Linked DNA regions of Homo sapiens: region 2 is linked to region 1. Evidence: chromatin contacts called from ENCODE Hi-C or POLR2A ChIA-PET data. All regions are on one chromosome and are shown on one strand. The core of a region is the stretch at or near the end of the contact, and the rest is flanking DNA. Distances in the headings are between cores, read along the strand shown.

The links. A loop is a pair of places that touch in the nucleus more often than their neighbours do. ChIA-PET counts read pairs that join two places held with the same protein, here RNA polymerase II (POLR2A). Pooled maps may share reads with other maps.
Region 2: POLR2A ChIA-PET joins it to region 1 with 14 read pairs in activated B cell. The contact joins the enhancer-like site here to the promoter of SCN1B in region 1. A Hi-C loop is called at or near these places in 3 of 168 maps with a recorded cell type or tissue (CD4-positive, alpha-beta memory T cell, naive thymus-derived CD4-positive, alpha-beta T cell and vagina) and 11 of 50 pooled maps. POLR2A ChIA-PET finds 5 or more read pairs at or near these places in 6 of 52 experiments (A549, CD4-positive, alpha-beta T cell, H1 and 3 more).

The regions. Positions count from the first base shown.
Region 1 is chr19:35,024,050-35,031,981 of GRCh38, reverse strand. It overlaps SCN1B (sodium voltage-gated channel beta subunit 1), which reads right to left and starts at 1,512. Exons shown (of 6, transcript NM_001037.5): 1 at 1,122-1,512. The coding sequence starts at 1,161. GRAMD1A (GRAM domain containing 1A) reads right to left here. Exons shown (of 20, transcript NM_020895.5): 20 at 5,513-5,933. The coding sequence ends at 5,841. RefSeq lists silencers at 935-1,043, 1,383-1,542.
Region 2 is chr19:35,082,682-35,090,613 of GRCh38, reverse strand. HPN-AS1 (HPN antisense RNA 1) reads left to right here. Exons shown (of 4, transcript NR_024562.1): 3 at 3,514-3,658. It also overlaps the pseudogene LOC100420797. Among named protein-coding and RNA genes, the nearest start is that of HPN-AS1, 20 kb to the left of the region's middle. RefSeq lists enhancers at 1-92, 4,126-4,235, 4,346-4,395, 5,682-6,496. Within about 2 kb of position 4,538, at least 6 of the 41 ENCODE cell types and tissues checked have a DNase peak (open chromatin) inside an H3K27ac peak, as active enhancers do.

The DNA of each region.
Region 1 (7,932 bases), core at 263-2,762:
CACAGCCCACAAGCCCCTGTGTGAGCCATCCCCTCCCCGGCCTCTCCTGCCTCCATCATCCCCTCTTCCCCAGGCTCCTCGCCTCTAGAGCTCTTCCCACCCCAACCCCATCCACTACTCAAAGCTTTCCTGAGCTCTCTCCTGCCCCAGGGCTTTTGCAGCCCACTGAATTCCAGTCTTAGAATTCCTTCACACTCTTACCTGGCACCTCCTTTCTGCCTCCCAGCACTCTGTAGCTAACGCTGTGTCTCTTCTGCTGCAGCCCTGTGCTGTCCTTGTTTCCTGATCCTCAGGACTTCTCATCCATCCGCCTCCCCTGCGGTCCCTTTCAGACTCCCTGAGGGCCTCTGTCTCAGTCCCTCCTATCTTTGTCCCTCTCAGGGGTCTCTCTGAAGGTCCCTCCACTTTTTGTCCACTCTCTGGGCTCAGAAGGAGACCTCTCCTAATCTCTTTCCACCTTTCTACGTCTATCCCTTTTCAAACTCCATGCAAGATTCTCTCCCGGTGTTCACGGGCACCCGCATCTCCCTCTCTCTTCTCTCCATCTCCTTCTGCCTTTCTCAAGTTTCCCTTTCTCCATCGCGCTCAGTCTCTTAACTCTCTCTCTCTCTCTCTCTCTCCAATACCCCTCTCTCTGTCTCCGTCTCCCCCTTGACCCCCATGTCCCCAGCATCCCAGCGGACCACTCCGGTGCGCTCCGAGTCCTTCTCTGTCTCTCGCCCCCTTCCTCCCGTCTTCATCTCTCCCTGTCCCTCCGTCTTTCCCGTCCCAGTCTCCGGGCGCCGCCTTCCCCCCACCCCCCTCCCGCGGCTGTGGGTGTCACATTGCAGCCTGCGGGGCTCCGGGAGCAGCTGACTCCGCGTTTCCTCGCCCCCGGCTGGGCGCCTGCAGCCGCCAGGCTGTGCCAGCCCGGCCCCCACCCGCTGGAGCCCACCCTCACCTCCACTGCCCTCCCCAAGCCCGGCTCCCGCGCGCACAACTTCTGAAGCTGACTTGGCGGGGCCCGGGGATGGGCCGGGGGTGGCCCTCGCGCGGCTGCCCCGTGTCCCGAGCGCCACTCCCGCCGCCCCGCCAGTGCCCCCGCGGTGCCCCCCGGCCGCGCGCGCCCCCCGCGCACTCACCCAGTGCCGCGCCGACCACTAAGGCCAGCAGCCTCCCCATGGCTGCGCGGCGCGTGCTGCGCCCCCCTCCCGGGCCGCCGGTATTAATAGCGGGGCGAGAGGCGGCGGGACCTGGCGGCGGTTAGAATGTCCCCGGGAGCGCGCGGGCGCAGCAGCTGCGGCTCTGGGACCGGCGAGGGGGGAGGAGGGGGGGCGCGGCCCCCCCGCTCCGGTTACCGCCGGGGGCCCAGCCCCGGGGCCCGGCGTCCGGGCATCCCCGCCGCGCGGGCGGCGGCCGCTGCTCGGGCTGCTGCGCTGGCGCGCGCAGCCGGGCACATCCGCTAGGTGCACCGACCCCGGTCCCGCTCCGGCTCGGGCGCGCTCGGGCGCGGACCGCGGTCTCCTGCGCACTGCAGCGGCGGCGGCGGCGGCGGCGGCGGCGGCCTAGGGAGGGACGAGGGAGGAGAGGGAGGGGGCGGGATGAATCACCGCGGGGGGAAGGCGCGGCCGCCCAGCCTTTGCCGCAGCGGCCCGGGAGGCGCCCGCTGCACCGGCCTCTCCGGGTGGCGCAGGGACCGCGACTTCTGGGAACGGGGAGGGTGGTCTGTGTGTCTCCGACCCCGCTGGGGCTCTGAGGACCACCCCCCCCCCCCCACCTTCCCAGGGAGTCTGGAAAGGTCACCCCCAGAGTCACAGGAGGACTTAGAGCGCAGTTTGGGGGCCGGGTTTCCGACTTCAAATGATGGAGGTCATCCTCAGGAGTTCCAGAGGGCGAACCTCCAAGTTATCTCCCCTGAGCCCTGATATCCAGGCCTGGGGGTCAATGTGCAGGGACCCCAAGTAGGCATTAGAGGAGGGTGGGGGGCCGTCAGGCTAGGACTACAGCTACAATCCGGACCTCACCCAAGCAGGCGGGGCACCCTGGAGAGAAGCAGCCCCGGGAATCTGGAGGTGCTGTTTCAGGAGGAGGACCCCTTCGTGATCCCCTGCACCCATTTATGTCCCTGATGTCACCTTCTACCCCTCTTTCCTCCCACTCCACTCTGGCTGTTCAGGCCCTCCTGCTGTTCCCAACACAGGGAACCCGTTCCTGCCTCAGGGCCTTGGCCCCAGCTCTCCCCTCTGCCCCGGCTCTCCCCCCCTGCCCCGCCCCTCTCCGTGGGCCTCCATGGCTCCAATGTCACCTTCGTCAGGTCTTCTGTGTCCCTTCAGGGTAAACTGCCTTCCCCGCTCCTAACCTGACCTCCTTTACTCTTTACCTCTTGTTGAGTGTTTTCCACAGCAGCCTCACTACCTGACATTATGTTCTTTTTTTTTTTTTTTTTTTTTTTTTTTTTTTGAGATAGGGTCTGGCTCTGTTGCCCAGGCTGGAGTGCAGTGGCTGATCTCGTCTCACTGCAACCTCCGCCTCCCGGGTTCAAGCGATTATCCTGCCGCAACCTCCCAAGTAGCTGGGAGTACAGGTGTGCACCATCATGCCTGGCTAATTTTTTTATTTTTTAGTAGAGACAGGGTTTCACCATGTTGACCATGCTGGGATTACAGATGTGAGCCGCCCCCCGCTATCCCAGCACTTTGGGAGGCCAAGGGGGGCAGATCACCTGAGGACAGGAGTTCGAGACCAGCCTGACGAGCATGGTGAAACCCCGTCTCTACTAACAATACAAAAAAAATTAGCTGGGAGTGGTGGTGGGCACCTGTAATCCCAGTTACTTGGGAGGCTGAGGAAGAATCGCTTGAACCCGGGAGGCAGAGGTTGCAGTGAGCCAAGATCGCATCACTGCACTCCAGCCTGGGCAACAAGAGCGAAACTCCGTCTCAAAAAAAAAGGCCGGGCGCAGTGGCTCACGCTTGTAATTCCAGCATTCTGGGAGGCCGAGGTGGGCGGATCACGAGGTCAAGAGATCGAGACCATCCTGGCCAACATGGTGAAACCCCATCTCTACTAAAAATACAAAAATTAGCTGGGCGTGGGGGCACATGCCTGTAGTCCCAGCTACTCAGGAGGCTGAGGCAGGAGAATCGCTTGAACCCGGGAGGCAGAGGTGGCAATGAGCCGAGATCACACCACTGCACTCCAGCCTGGTGACAGAGTGAGACTCCATGTAAAAAAAAAAAAAAAAAAAAAAAAAAAAAATCTCCCAGGTGAGGATATTGTCTTGTGTCTCTTGCACCTTGAACTGTTCCTGGCACATTGTAGGTACTCAATCAATATTTGTCAAACAAATAAATGAATGCCAATGTTCACTAAGTCCTTGGGATTTGCAGAACCCACTTCTACTGCCCCAAACCTTCAGCAAGTTCTATTATCCCCATTTTACAGATGAAGAAACTGAGGCTGGGAGAGGGCCGTGCCCCTGCCCAGAGTCATGTAGCTGGCCTAGGATGGATGTGGAATCCTGCCCCAGCAGTGGTGAGTGGCCTGTCCTACCAGTAGGTTCTGCCAAATTGAGAGAATGGAGATGGGAGTTCTGGGCTGTCAGGACCAGGGTGGGAGTGAGACTCTCGGCTGAAGGGTCACTACCCAGATCCTAGCCTCCAATTCCGGGTGGGGTAAGGTCTCAGAATCCCCCTGGCCCAGCCCTGCCAGGCAAGAGGAGCCAGGGTGTGGGGCAGGACCATGGCAGAGGGGCAGGGAGCCAGGGACATCCGACACCTCTGTGGTCTAGACTTTTACGCCAGCACCTTCTGAGCTGTGAAATTCCCCTGCAGAGAATAACCCTCTTGCTGTTCCGGGCCCTTCCACTGGTGGGGGATGGTAGGTGAAGGCACAGTGAGGACAGGCCTCAGCACTGGACAGGAGGCACCTCACGGCCCTATAAGCTATGTTCAGTGAGCACCTACTATGTATGGGCTTGGTGCTGTTCTAAGCATTCTAAGCACTTTACTAACATTAGCTCATTTAATTTTTCCTATAGGTGGTATTATTATTACACCCATATTACAGATATAGAAGACTGAGGCTCAGCATGGGTACCTTGCCATGATCACACAACTAGAGGATAGGAGAGGCTGGCTCTGCCTCCTATGCCACTCCTGATCCACTCTCCAAACCCTCCTCCAGTCCCCTGCTCCAAGCCATCAGTTAGGATGATTCTTATAGCCGGGGGTGTGACATGCCAAAGGTGTCTCTACCCCACATACTCCCTCTGGAACCAGGACAAGGTTTGCGTGAGGTGGACCTGGGTTCTTTCTGGACCAGGGACTTTGCCTCCAAGCTCATTTCCTCATCTGTAAAACAGGAATCCAACCAACGTCAGCCTGAATGGGCTGTGGTGGGGTCCTGAGGGGGTTAGGACCTTGCATGTAAATGTGGAGACCCCAGGGGTCAGGCCTGGAGTCTGCCTCCCTGCTGGGTAGCCTCGGGCGTGTACATCTTTGTCTCCACCTCATGGAATCACTGTGAGAATAAAATGAACATCAGATCTTGGCACAGAGCTGGGTACGTACGTACTTGGTACTCACTACGCGAGTTACTTTTTTCCCTCTATTTTTATGCAATAAGTGTAACATTTATTGAATACTTACTCCATTCCATCTGTGCCGGGCCCTGTTATAAGTAGCCACATTTATGAACTCCTTGAACCTATAATAGTGGTTCTCAAAGTGTGGTCTGGGGCTGGGCGTGGTGGCTCACGCCTGAAATCTCAACACTTTGGGAAGCTGAGGCGGGAGGATCGCTTGAGGCCAGGAGTTCAAGACTGGCCTGGGCAACACAGTGAGATCCCATCTCCAAAAAGAAATAAAAAATTAGCCGGGCGTGGTGGCTTACACCTGTAGTCCAAGCTACTCAGAAGGCTGAGGTGGGAGGATGGCTTGAGCACAGGAGGTCGAAGCTGCTGTGAGCCATGTTTGTGCCACTGCACTCCAGCCTGGGCGACAGAGACCCTAACTTAAAACAAACAAACAAAAAACCAAAGTGTCGTCTGGGATGGCACCATGAGCAACTCCTGGGAACTCGTTATAAAGGCAGAATCCCAGCCCTGCCCCAGACCTACTGAACCAGAAATTTGGAGGGAGGGGCCCACAGTCTGTTTTTCATCAAGCTCTCCAGGAGATTCGAATGCAGCTCAAGTTTGAGAACCACTGCCTTCTAACAACCCTGAGAGACAGCTACTGCCATTCTACCCATTGCACAGGAAAGCTCACTGGAGCTCCAGGGGGCTGACCTGCTGCATTTACACCACTGCTAGGAAGCAGGATTTGAACTCCAGCTACCACGGTCTGTCCCCGGAGTTCCTGCGTTGACCTCAGATGATGTAAAGCTTGTGTAAGATGCTGCGGGAATTCCAGATCGTTTCAGTGACTATGGCCCCAGAACACAGACAGAGGTCCCCTCCCCACCATGGCAGGATCTGAGTGCAACAGGAGGCTCCCACCCACTCCCAGGGCCCCACAGGCACAGCCACAGCCACTTCTGACCCTTTATTGGGGCACTGTCGGCCCCAAATAAATATAATACATTAAACCCAGAGCTGAGGGAATCGTGCACCCCAGGAGGCGCCCCCCACAACCTCAGCCGGGCAAAATAAGTTAGTGGGGGGCCTGCCAGAGGCCGGGCCAGCTCCCTGGTCTAAAGTGCATCTCGGTTCCGTGGTCCCCACGTCTGCACAGCCCCTGGTTGGGCCGTCGGGAGGGGCGGGTGGGAGATGCCTGGCGCTCACACCGTGCCAGCAGTGGCCGCCGAGGCTCTGTGTGTCCATCTGTCCATGTGGGGGAACAGCTGCGTGGCCGGGGTCCTCAGGAAAAGCTGTCATCGGGCCGGGGCTGGGTGTCAAAGGGAGGGTCTGAGACTGTGATGCCTTGGTGCAGCTTCTCCAGCGAGAACTTCATCTGCGGGGAGGAGGTGAGCAGGGTCGGGGGTGAACGCTGGAGGCTGGGGGGTGATGTCGCCCACCCCCACCTTGCCATTGAGAAACTGAGGACGGTCTAGAGGCCATACTGCCCCACCCCAGGGTCCCTTGGTGAAAAGAGCACAGCCATGCTGCACCCAGTTTAACTTCTCAGAGGCAGCAGAGGAAGGGGCTTAGTGTGTGCCTGTGACCCCGATGGCCTAGGTTCAAATCCTGGCTCTGCTGCTTGTTACCTCAGTTAACCTCAGGCAAGTCCCGTAACCACCCTGAGCCAAAATCCCCTCATTTGAAATACGGGTCTATAACACATCTGCTCCACAGGATTATTTCAGGGTTCTGAAGAGCACTGAGAACCTGGTGTACACTAAGTGCTCAGCACATGTTAGCTGTCACCATTACCCACTCTGTGACCTCGGGCAAGCTCCTGAGCTCCTCGAACCTCTGGATGCCTCATATCGCCTACCTATGTATAAAACCGGGATAACGGCCGGGCACAGTGCCTCATGCGTGTAATCTCAGCACTTTGGGAGGCTGAGACCGGTGGATCACTTAAGGTCAGGAGTTCAAGACCAGCCTGGCCAACATGGTGAAAGCCCGTCTCTACTAAAAATACAAAAATTAGCCAGGCGTGGTGGCGGGTGCCTGTAATCCCAGCTACCTGGGAAGCTGAGGCACGAGAATCGCTTTAACCTGGAAGGCAGAGGTCGCACCACTGCACGCCAGCCTGGGTGACAGATCGAGACTGTCTCAAAAAAACTGGGATAACAAGAGCATCTTCTCAAAGGCTGGCTGTGGGGATAAAGCAGTCATGCTTAAAACCTAGAACAGCCCAGCTGCAGGTAAGTGCTCAGTCTACATCTACTGTGAGCACCAATCTGTGACGTCAACTCTGCACCCTTAGCAGTTTGACAGAGAGGAAAATGATAAAAATTTAACTCAGGGCCAGGCGTGGTGGATCACACCTGCAATCCCAGGACTTTGGGAGGCCGAGGCGGGAGGATTGCCTGAGGCCAGGAGTTTGAGACCAGCCTGGGCAACATGGTGAGACTCTGGTCTCTACAAAAAATTTTAAAATTGGCCAGGTGTGGTGGTGCCTGCCTATAGTCCCAGCTACTCAGGATGCTGAGGCAGGAGGATCACTTGAGTCAGGAGTTCGAGGCAGCGATGAGCCATGATCGTGCCACTGCACTCCAGCCTGGGCAACAGAATGAGATCCTGTCTCAAAAGAATAAAATAAAATAACGCAGGATGGGGGGCCCTGCCTACCCTCTCTATGAGTGATGGGGCCTCAGCCTTCATCTCCTCCCCACCCCATCCTGCCCCGCCCTTTCCAGTGTGAGCCTCTCCCAAGCTTGATTTCGGGGGGCAATGAGACCCCTAAAGATGAGCCTTCTGATATGGAAGGGTCCAATGAGACAAGATTTTCACCGTCACCCACAACTTCAGCTCTGATGGCCTTGGAAATGCAGGCAATGCCAGACTCTGTTTCCCATCCGCTTTCCCCCTCGACACCTTCCCCGAGTGCCTAACACTTGCTCTGACCCACCACAACTGCTGGCCTGACACTTGCTCTGACCCACCGCAACTGCTGGCCTGACACTTGCTCTGACCCACCGCAACTGCTGGCCTGAGTCTACTGGGGCCTGAGGGAATTGTCGTGTGATGACATCACATTTATTGGGCATCTGCTTTGTCCCTGGCACTAGGCTCAAACTCAGGACAGCCAGCCCACATCCAGTGTTTCCTGCAGGCCTGGCACCACTCCCAATGTCAACTTGTCTCATCCTCACAACAGTCTTTGAGGTAGCATCAGTCATTATCCTGTGCACAGAGGAGTCCACGGCCACCATGGCAAAATCACTTGCACGAGGTCACACACCGGAATTGGAACCTGGTTGTCTGAGTAGACATTGTCCCTGAACTACACTGGGTGTCTGGGTCCACTCCGTTTTGGAGATGAGACCTCAGGTCCTTTGGAG
Region 2 (7,932 bases), core at 3,289-5,788, 56 kb before region 1:
CACCCCGCTCCCCGCCTTCCCTATTCCAAACCCTTTGAGGGTTCCCTACGGCCCAGGTGTCAGAGATTCACATTTGGATCTAACATAGGTGGGTTAGAACCTGGTTTTAGGGGTGTCTTGATCCCCAGGATGGTATCGGACAGGCTTTTGTTGCCTGTTGGTTGAGCAAGAAAGCGGCACCTTCCACCCCCACCCCGTAGAACATGACCTGCCCCGATTGCGCCCCTAATGTTGGAACCAGCTAGGAACCCTTAATGGGCAAGCATTAGGGGCCAGCAAAGCTTTGGTGCAAGGGAGGAAAGCCGGATGTTTTAGGAACGATCAGAAAAATCTGAACATGGACTAGGCTTTTCATGATATCTGGGAATTACTGCTTATTTTGTTAGGTGTGAGCAAATCACAGCAGGTTTTTTTGTTTGTTTGTTTTGTCTTTGTTTTTTGAGACGGAGTTTCGCTCTTGTTGCCCAGGCTGGAGTGCAATGGCGCAATCTTAGCTCACCGCAACTTCCGCCTCCCAGGTTCAAGTGATCCTCCTGCCTCAGCCTCCCGAGTAGCTGGGATTACAGGCATGCAGCACCACGCCGGCTAATTTTGTATTTTTAGTAGAGACGGGGTTTCTCCATGTTGGTCAGGCTGGTCTCAAACTCCCTACCTCAGGTGATCCGCCTGCCTCGACCTCCCAAAGTGCTGGGATTACAGGTGTGAGCGTGAGCCACGCGCCCGGCCACAGCAGGTTTTTTTCTTTTTAAAAGTCCTTATCTATTAAAAAAAATAATGCTGGAGTATTTACAGGTTTACACGTTGTCTGGGATTTGCTTTACACAAAATAAATCAATAAGGGAGGGGTGGAGGTGGACACAGGTCGGCCACAACTTGGCTGTTGTTGAGGCTGCCTTCTGGGTACAGGGGCATTCAATAGGCTATTCTCTCTACTTTTATGTTCAAATTTTCCATAATAGTTAAATAAGAAAGAAAGAATTAGATGATATGGCTAGTAATAAAACTTCTTTTGTCTCTGGAGAAAGAAAGTCTTAGTTCAAGTCTCAACTCTGTCTGTTGTGATTAGCAGTAGACAAATGGCTTTACCTCTGTGAGCCTCTGTTTTCCCAAATGTAAAGTGGGAATAATAACAGTCATTGCCTCTCACTTGCAGGGTGTTTCTGAGACAGTGGCGGCAAGAGGTACACAGAGCCTTCGGCCCCATGCCTGGGACATTGTAGATGTTCAATAAGTATTAGCAGTTGTTGGGATTATTATTGTGGCATCTCAGGTCAGGCATTCTGAGGGTGGAAAAGGACATCCCCTTGACAGGGGGCCAGGGATCCAGTCAACCCAGGGTGGTATTCAAAATACATAGCGGGCTGGGTGCCATGGCTCATACCTGTAATCCCAGCACTTTGGGAGGCCGAGGTGGGCGGATCACCTGAGGTCAGGAGTTCGAGACCAGCCTGGCCAACATGGTGAAACCCCATCTCTACTAAAAATACAAAAAATCATCTGGGCGTGATGGCGGGCACCTGTAATCCCAGCTACTTGGGAGGCTGAGGCAGAAGAATAGTTTGAACCCGAGAGGAGGAGGTTGCAGTGAGCTAAGAACAAGTCACTGCACTCCAGCGTGGGTGACAGAGTGAGACTCTGTCTCAAAAAAAACAAAAAACAAAAAAAAACATAACAGTCGGTAGCATACAGGCCCCCTACCAATCCACATGCGTCCAGCTGGAGCCTAGGAGGAGAACCTGGAAGGCCTTCCTGTGCTGGAATTGGGAATATGGGAAGTGGTTGGGGCACTCAGGCAGCCCAGGAGTACAGAAGGATGTCAGTCTGTGTGTGGCCATACAGAGCATGCAGATGAATTCCTGCCCTGCTCAACCATGACTCACCACAGAAGGAAGAATTCCTCTAGTGCCTGATGGTGATGTTGGCGCCCTGGCAGATGGCGGCATATGTCTGCAGGGCCAGGCAGAGGATGTGGTCATCATCCCCAGCAAGACACAAATCATCGACACAGCTGGAAACATATGGGTCTGGGTTGATCTCCCAGTGGCAGTGGCTGAAGGGTCCTGGGGGTCCTGCAGGAGCCAGCACTGCCTCCTGGCTGACACAATCTGCCCCTGGTCATTGCAGACTGAGACTGGACAGGCAGCCCCACAGCTGTCCCTACAAGCCTTGCTCTGCTTCTCCAAGGTAATGTCAGCCTTAGCGTCCTCACTGGGGTTGCAGTTGAAGTTGCCTCAGAGCCCACAGGTGTGACCCTTGTAGAGGTGGGGCAGGGTGAGGGTAAGGCTGTAGGTGAGATCTGTGCTGAGCCAGAGGCCAAAGTCTGACTGCAGCAGGGAGAAGAGGCCATTCCAGTGGACGGCAAGGCTGCCCCCATTCAGGCTTACGGGGAGGGCTGTTGTCTCACCATTCACCTAAGGAGCAGGCAGAATCAAAGGAAGGCTCGGGAGCATAGGACCACAGTTGGGTCAGTGTTGCTTGGCACATAGTAGGTGTTCAAATACGTGAAAAATGTTGATTTTTTTTGATATAGGGTCTCACTCTGACCCTCAGGCTGGATGCAGTGGCACAATCATGGCACACTGCAGCCATGAACTCCTGTGTTCATGCGATCTTCCCACCTCAGCCTCTTAAGTAGCTGGGACTATAAGCTGGGACTATAAGCGTGCGCCAACACACCCACCTAATTCTTTTTTAGATACGGGGTCTCGCTATATTGCCTGCTTGAGACAGGCTGGTCTTGAACTCCTGGGCTCAAGGGATCCACCTGCCTTGGCCTCCCAAAGTGTTAGGATTACAGATGTAAGCCACCGTACCAATACATGTAAAACATTTTTAGATGAAGGAACAAGGACATAACTATAATAGTGACCATCTCTTGTTTTATCCTGTTCTGCATTCATTTCTCCTTTCTCTGGATTTCCCTGAGAACTCACCCCTCCAAAATCAATCCATGTGGTTCACAGAAAGTCAATCCTATCCTAACTTCCAGCACATGACCCAGGCCCAGCCAATCAGCTAGTCCATCAGGGATTCAGGGGTGGTCACATGACTCAAGCTGGGCCAGTGAGGGACACTTTTCCTCCAGTGACATTTGCTAACCTGGCAGCTGTCCTTGTCCCTACAAGGTGGGATGGGATGGTGCCTGTCTGAAAATGAAGGAAAGGAGAGCCCAGAAATTGAGACAGATTTGAGACATATTGTTCAAGCACCTGGGTCCAGCTATGCCTGAATCCATACACCTGTAGATTTTTTTTTTCAATTGTGTAAATCAGTAATTCTTTTTTTTCTTAAGCTGGTCTGAGAGTGTTTCTGTTATATTAGCTGAATGCATCTGATGGATATAGTCAAAAATGGGCATATAATCAGAAAATAGAGGTAAAATGTAGAAATAATGGAGACAGAATAAGTTTTTCCCTTGGGCCTATGGGTTTGGGTGAAGGGTTGGGGTTCCTAGAAACGACACGTCCCAAAGCTGGTGCTTATCTGAGCCATGCCTGGGCTGTCCCTCCGCAGGTGGACCTGGGTCCCATTAACCTGGACAGACACCTCCAAGATGAGCATGAGGGGGCTGCTGGATCTGTTCTCCTTTCACAGCTGTATCCTGAAGAATGGCAGTGAGCCGGAAGAGCCACAGGATTCGGCAAAGACGGACACACAGGTACCTGAGAACTCAACAGTTTTCCCATCAAAGGTGATGATGTGTGAGTGCCCGGCTGCTTGGCAGGTGCCAGGGGAGAATGGGTGGCACCCAAAGATGCCCCTTAGGGTCCCACATCTCTGCCCTGGCCCACAGGAGGAGGGGGAGCAGCACACAGCATGGGTGGAAGCCTCGCAGTGGCAGAATTGCTCACAGTGCTCCCTAGCCCAGAATGGCTCCCCGGCCAGGTGGTATCTGCCCCCCATGGAGCAGCTGCACTGGATGGGGGTCAAGCAGTCCGTGCCACTGAGCACAAATCCTGGGTCACACTGGCAGCCATCCTGGCATGGTGTCAGACAGCTGTCGGGCAGGGCAGGCTCGGTGCAGGAGCTGGGACAGGAGAAGCCACACAGCTCGTAGTGGCTGTCGGGGGGCCAGGTCAGCTCTGGAGGAACACAAGTCATTCAATGCAAGGATGTCAACTCACTGCCCCACGTTCAAATTATGTTCCCTGCTATCTCCCCAGAGCCCAGCTCACGGCAAACCTCAATGGATATTTGTTGGAAGAATTAATGAATGTGTCGAAGCCTTTTCTATAGCACATATTTGTTCAACTTTGGCATCCACTACATGCCGGGAACATCCCAGGGCCTGGGGACACAGCAATGACCAAGACAGAGATCCCTGACCTCATAAAACAGATGTTCTAGGGCAGACGTTGACAAGCTTCACCCTTGGGCCCAAATCTGGCCCTCCACCTGTTTTGGCACAGCCTACAATCTAAATAGTCTTTACATGTTTAAGTGGTTAGAAAAAAAGAAACCAAAAGAGGAAATTTTGTGAGGTGTGAAAATCATGTAAAATTCAAATTCCGGTGTCTATAAATAATGTCTTCATGAAAGCCAGCTCGCCGGTTCGTGTATTGTCTATGACTGTTCTTATGTTACAACAGAAGCTTTGAGTAGTTGTGGCAGAGTGTGGCCCTGAAAGCCTAAAATATTTATTATCTGGCCTTTTATCATAAAAGTGTGCTGGCCTATTCTAGAGGGGGGAAATGGGCGACAAACTAGCAATAAATAAAAGATAATTTTGGATTGAGAAACTGGGTTAGATCTGTGTTACCCAGCTTTAGGTAGCGCAGAGTGGCTGAGCCCCATGGGCTGATTTGAGGACAGTGGCTAGGGAGGCCTCTCTGCAGAGGTGACATTGGAGCTGAGGCCTGAATGATGGAAGGAGCCAGCCGTGTGTACGTCTGGGAAAGAGCATTCCAGGCCGGGGGAACAGCAGATGCAAAGACCCAGGGGTGGGAAGGCATTTGGCGTGGTCCAGGGACAGCAGAGAGGCCAGTGTGGCTGGACCCTCGGTGTGGAGTGAGCTAGACAAAGCCAGTGTAGGAGGAGGCAGGGTGAGCAGAGAGAGGCCGCTGTGGGGGCCTCTTAGGAGGAGGCTTGGAGGTCAGTTTTCATCCCAGAGGTAAGGGGGACCCAGGGATGCTTTTAATCAGGAATCTGATGAGATCTGACCTATGCTTTTTCATTTTTTTTATGTTTTTGAGACAGAGTCTTGCTCTGTCACCCAGGCTGAAGTGCAGTGGCACCATCTTGGCTGACTGCAGCCTCCACCTCCACCTGGGTTCAAGCGATCCTCCCGCCTCAGCCAGTGCACACCACCACACCCAGCTAATTTTTTTTTTTTTTTTTTGTATTTTCAGTAGAGACAAGGTTTCACCATGTTGGTCAGGCTGGTCTTGAACTCCTGACCTCAAGTGATCCACCCACCTCGGCCTCCCAAAGTACTGGAATTACAGGTGTGAGCCACTGTGCCCAGCCCTAACCTATGCTTTTAAATGCCTTATGGTAGGTTCTGGTGACACACTGGTGACCAAGAGAGACCCCATCCCTAACCCTTGTCTTTGGGGGTTTCACAGATCAGGGGAAAAACATACTGGAGGAGAGATTGCTGGGGAGGGTTTTGTGTGTGTGTGTGTGTGTGTGTGTGTGTGTGCGCTGGCGGAGTGGGGGTGTCCCCCAGTCTCAGGATTAATAAAGAAAGTCAGAAAAGGAGAAATGTCCTGGGTGGGATGTGGGAGATATTCCAGCTCAAAGTTCATCTTAATTTGAGCACCCAGAGTCTGGGGGCTGGAGGAGACACCTGCACCCTTCCTGGATGGGTTTCCTGGATTCCTGCTGCCTGGAATGTCCCCCCGCCTCCCCGCTCCCCCAGCCAGCTCGGCTCCCTTTTCCACCACCTTCAGTCTCCACTCCCAGGGCACCTCTCTGCACCCCAGGGAACCCTAACCCCCCAGTTTAATACTGCATGCCCCTTCTCCAGCACTCCCCAGCCCTGCCCCGCCTGACTTACTGTTTAATCACCTACTTACTGGCTGGGTTGACTGATTGTCTTCTCCACTGGAATGTCGCCTCCATGAGGGCAAGGTTTTGTCTGTTTGGGTCACTGCTGTGTCTGCAGCGCCTAGAATGCTGCCTAGCACTTAGTGGGTGTTCAGTTAACCTTAGTCAAAGTGTGTGATGCCCCCGGGGCTTGTCTCTGGCTTTGGGAGGAGGGGTGGGCCAGGCAGGCCAGAGGCCAGAGCACCCACCACCAGTCCCTTGTGTTGGCCTTCGGAGCTTGCAATGGGCTGTTTCCTTTGGACAAAGAGAGGTTTTGTTTGCAAGATGCTGAACTTGCTTCCTGCTCTGAGAGGAGTGAGGGACTAGGGGCAGAGAAAAGGAGTTGCGCCTTGGGGTCCTGGAGGTTAGAGGCCCAGTCCTTCGGGATAAAGTCCTCACTTCTTGCCTGCCATTCAAGGCCCCACAGACACAGCCCAGGACCATGTCTCTCTCCAGGCTCCCCCATCTCTGGCTCAAATTTACACAGTCTCTGGGCTTCTGAAAACCTTGTTCCTTCTCCCTAGAACATTTGGCTTCTCCTTGCTTACCTATTGGCTTTGACTTGTCATTCAAGCCTCAGCTCTCGTGGCCCTTCCTCTGGGAAACTTGGCCTGACTTTCCAGGCTGGGCCAGCCCCTCCTCTGTGCTCCCCTGTGGCCCTACGCTTCCCTCATGTGAGCCCTGATCACTCTGCCGTGGCTGCCCCACCACAGACTCGGCCACCCTGGCAGCGTGTGGGCCCTACGAGGTCAGAGACCCGGCACTTCTCAGTCCTGCCCTGGCCCCTGCATCACCCAGGGCAAGATCAGGCCCAGGGGGACCCCTCCCTGCCACTCCCCAGCTGTGCGGCTCTGTGTCTGCTCTTCATCTGTGAAATGGTCGCGTTGTCCCATTCACACCAAAGGGATAAAAAGATGGCTCAGGACCCATCTCAGCTGCCTGCTGGACTGGAGAGGGTGTGGGCCGGGCTGATCCCAGGCCCTCCCCAGGACAGGCTGACCCAGACTCTGGGACAAGACCTGCCAACAGCAGAGCCCTGTGGTTTTGATCTCAGGACAGAGTGATGTTAACACAGGTTAAAAGTCAATTTCAGGCTGGGCACGGTGGCTCACCAGCACTTTGGGAGGCAGAGGCAGGTGGATCACTTGAAGTCAGGAGTTCAAGACCAGCCTGGCCAACATGGCAAAATCCCATCTCTATTGAAAATACAGAAATTAGCTGGGCATGGTGGCATGCTCCTGTACTCCCAGACACTTGGGAGTCTAAGGCATGAGAATTGCTTGAACTCGGGAGGTGAATTTTGCAGTGAGCCGAGATTACACCACTGTGCTCCAGTCTGGGTGACAGAGTGAGGCTCCATCCCCCCTCAAAAAAAAAATCAATTTCATAGTGACAGCTAATACTTGTAGAGCATTCACTATATTCACTATATTGCCAGCTACTGTTTATTTGTTTGGCTCTCACAACAACCCCACAAGAGAAGTGTTATTTTCACCATTCTTTCTCTTGTTAAAGGGGAAACTGAGGCACGGAGAGGTTAAGTGACGTCCCCAAGAGCACACAGCTGAAAGTGGTGGTACTGGCATCCTAACCAAGGCAGGCTGACTTTGGGATCTGTGTTCTCAATCTCAATGCTATACAGATCAGTGGGATAATTCCCTGCTTTGAAAAATGAAATAGAATAGAAAAGAATGTAATGCAAAGTATTGAGTGCATTTTCCTATTTGGTGACACTTTGTGTGCTGTGTATGCATATATTGGTGTGGTCAGCTGAAGAACAGCCCCTCAAAGATGTCCACAGTCTAATCGCTGTATCCTGTGATACGTTACATGGCAAAATGGACTTTGCAGATGTGATTAAGGTTCTAGACCTTGGGAAGGGAGAGATTAACCTGGATTATCTGG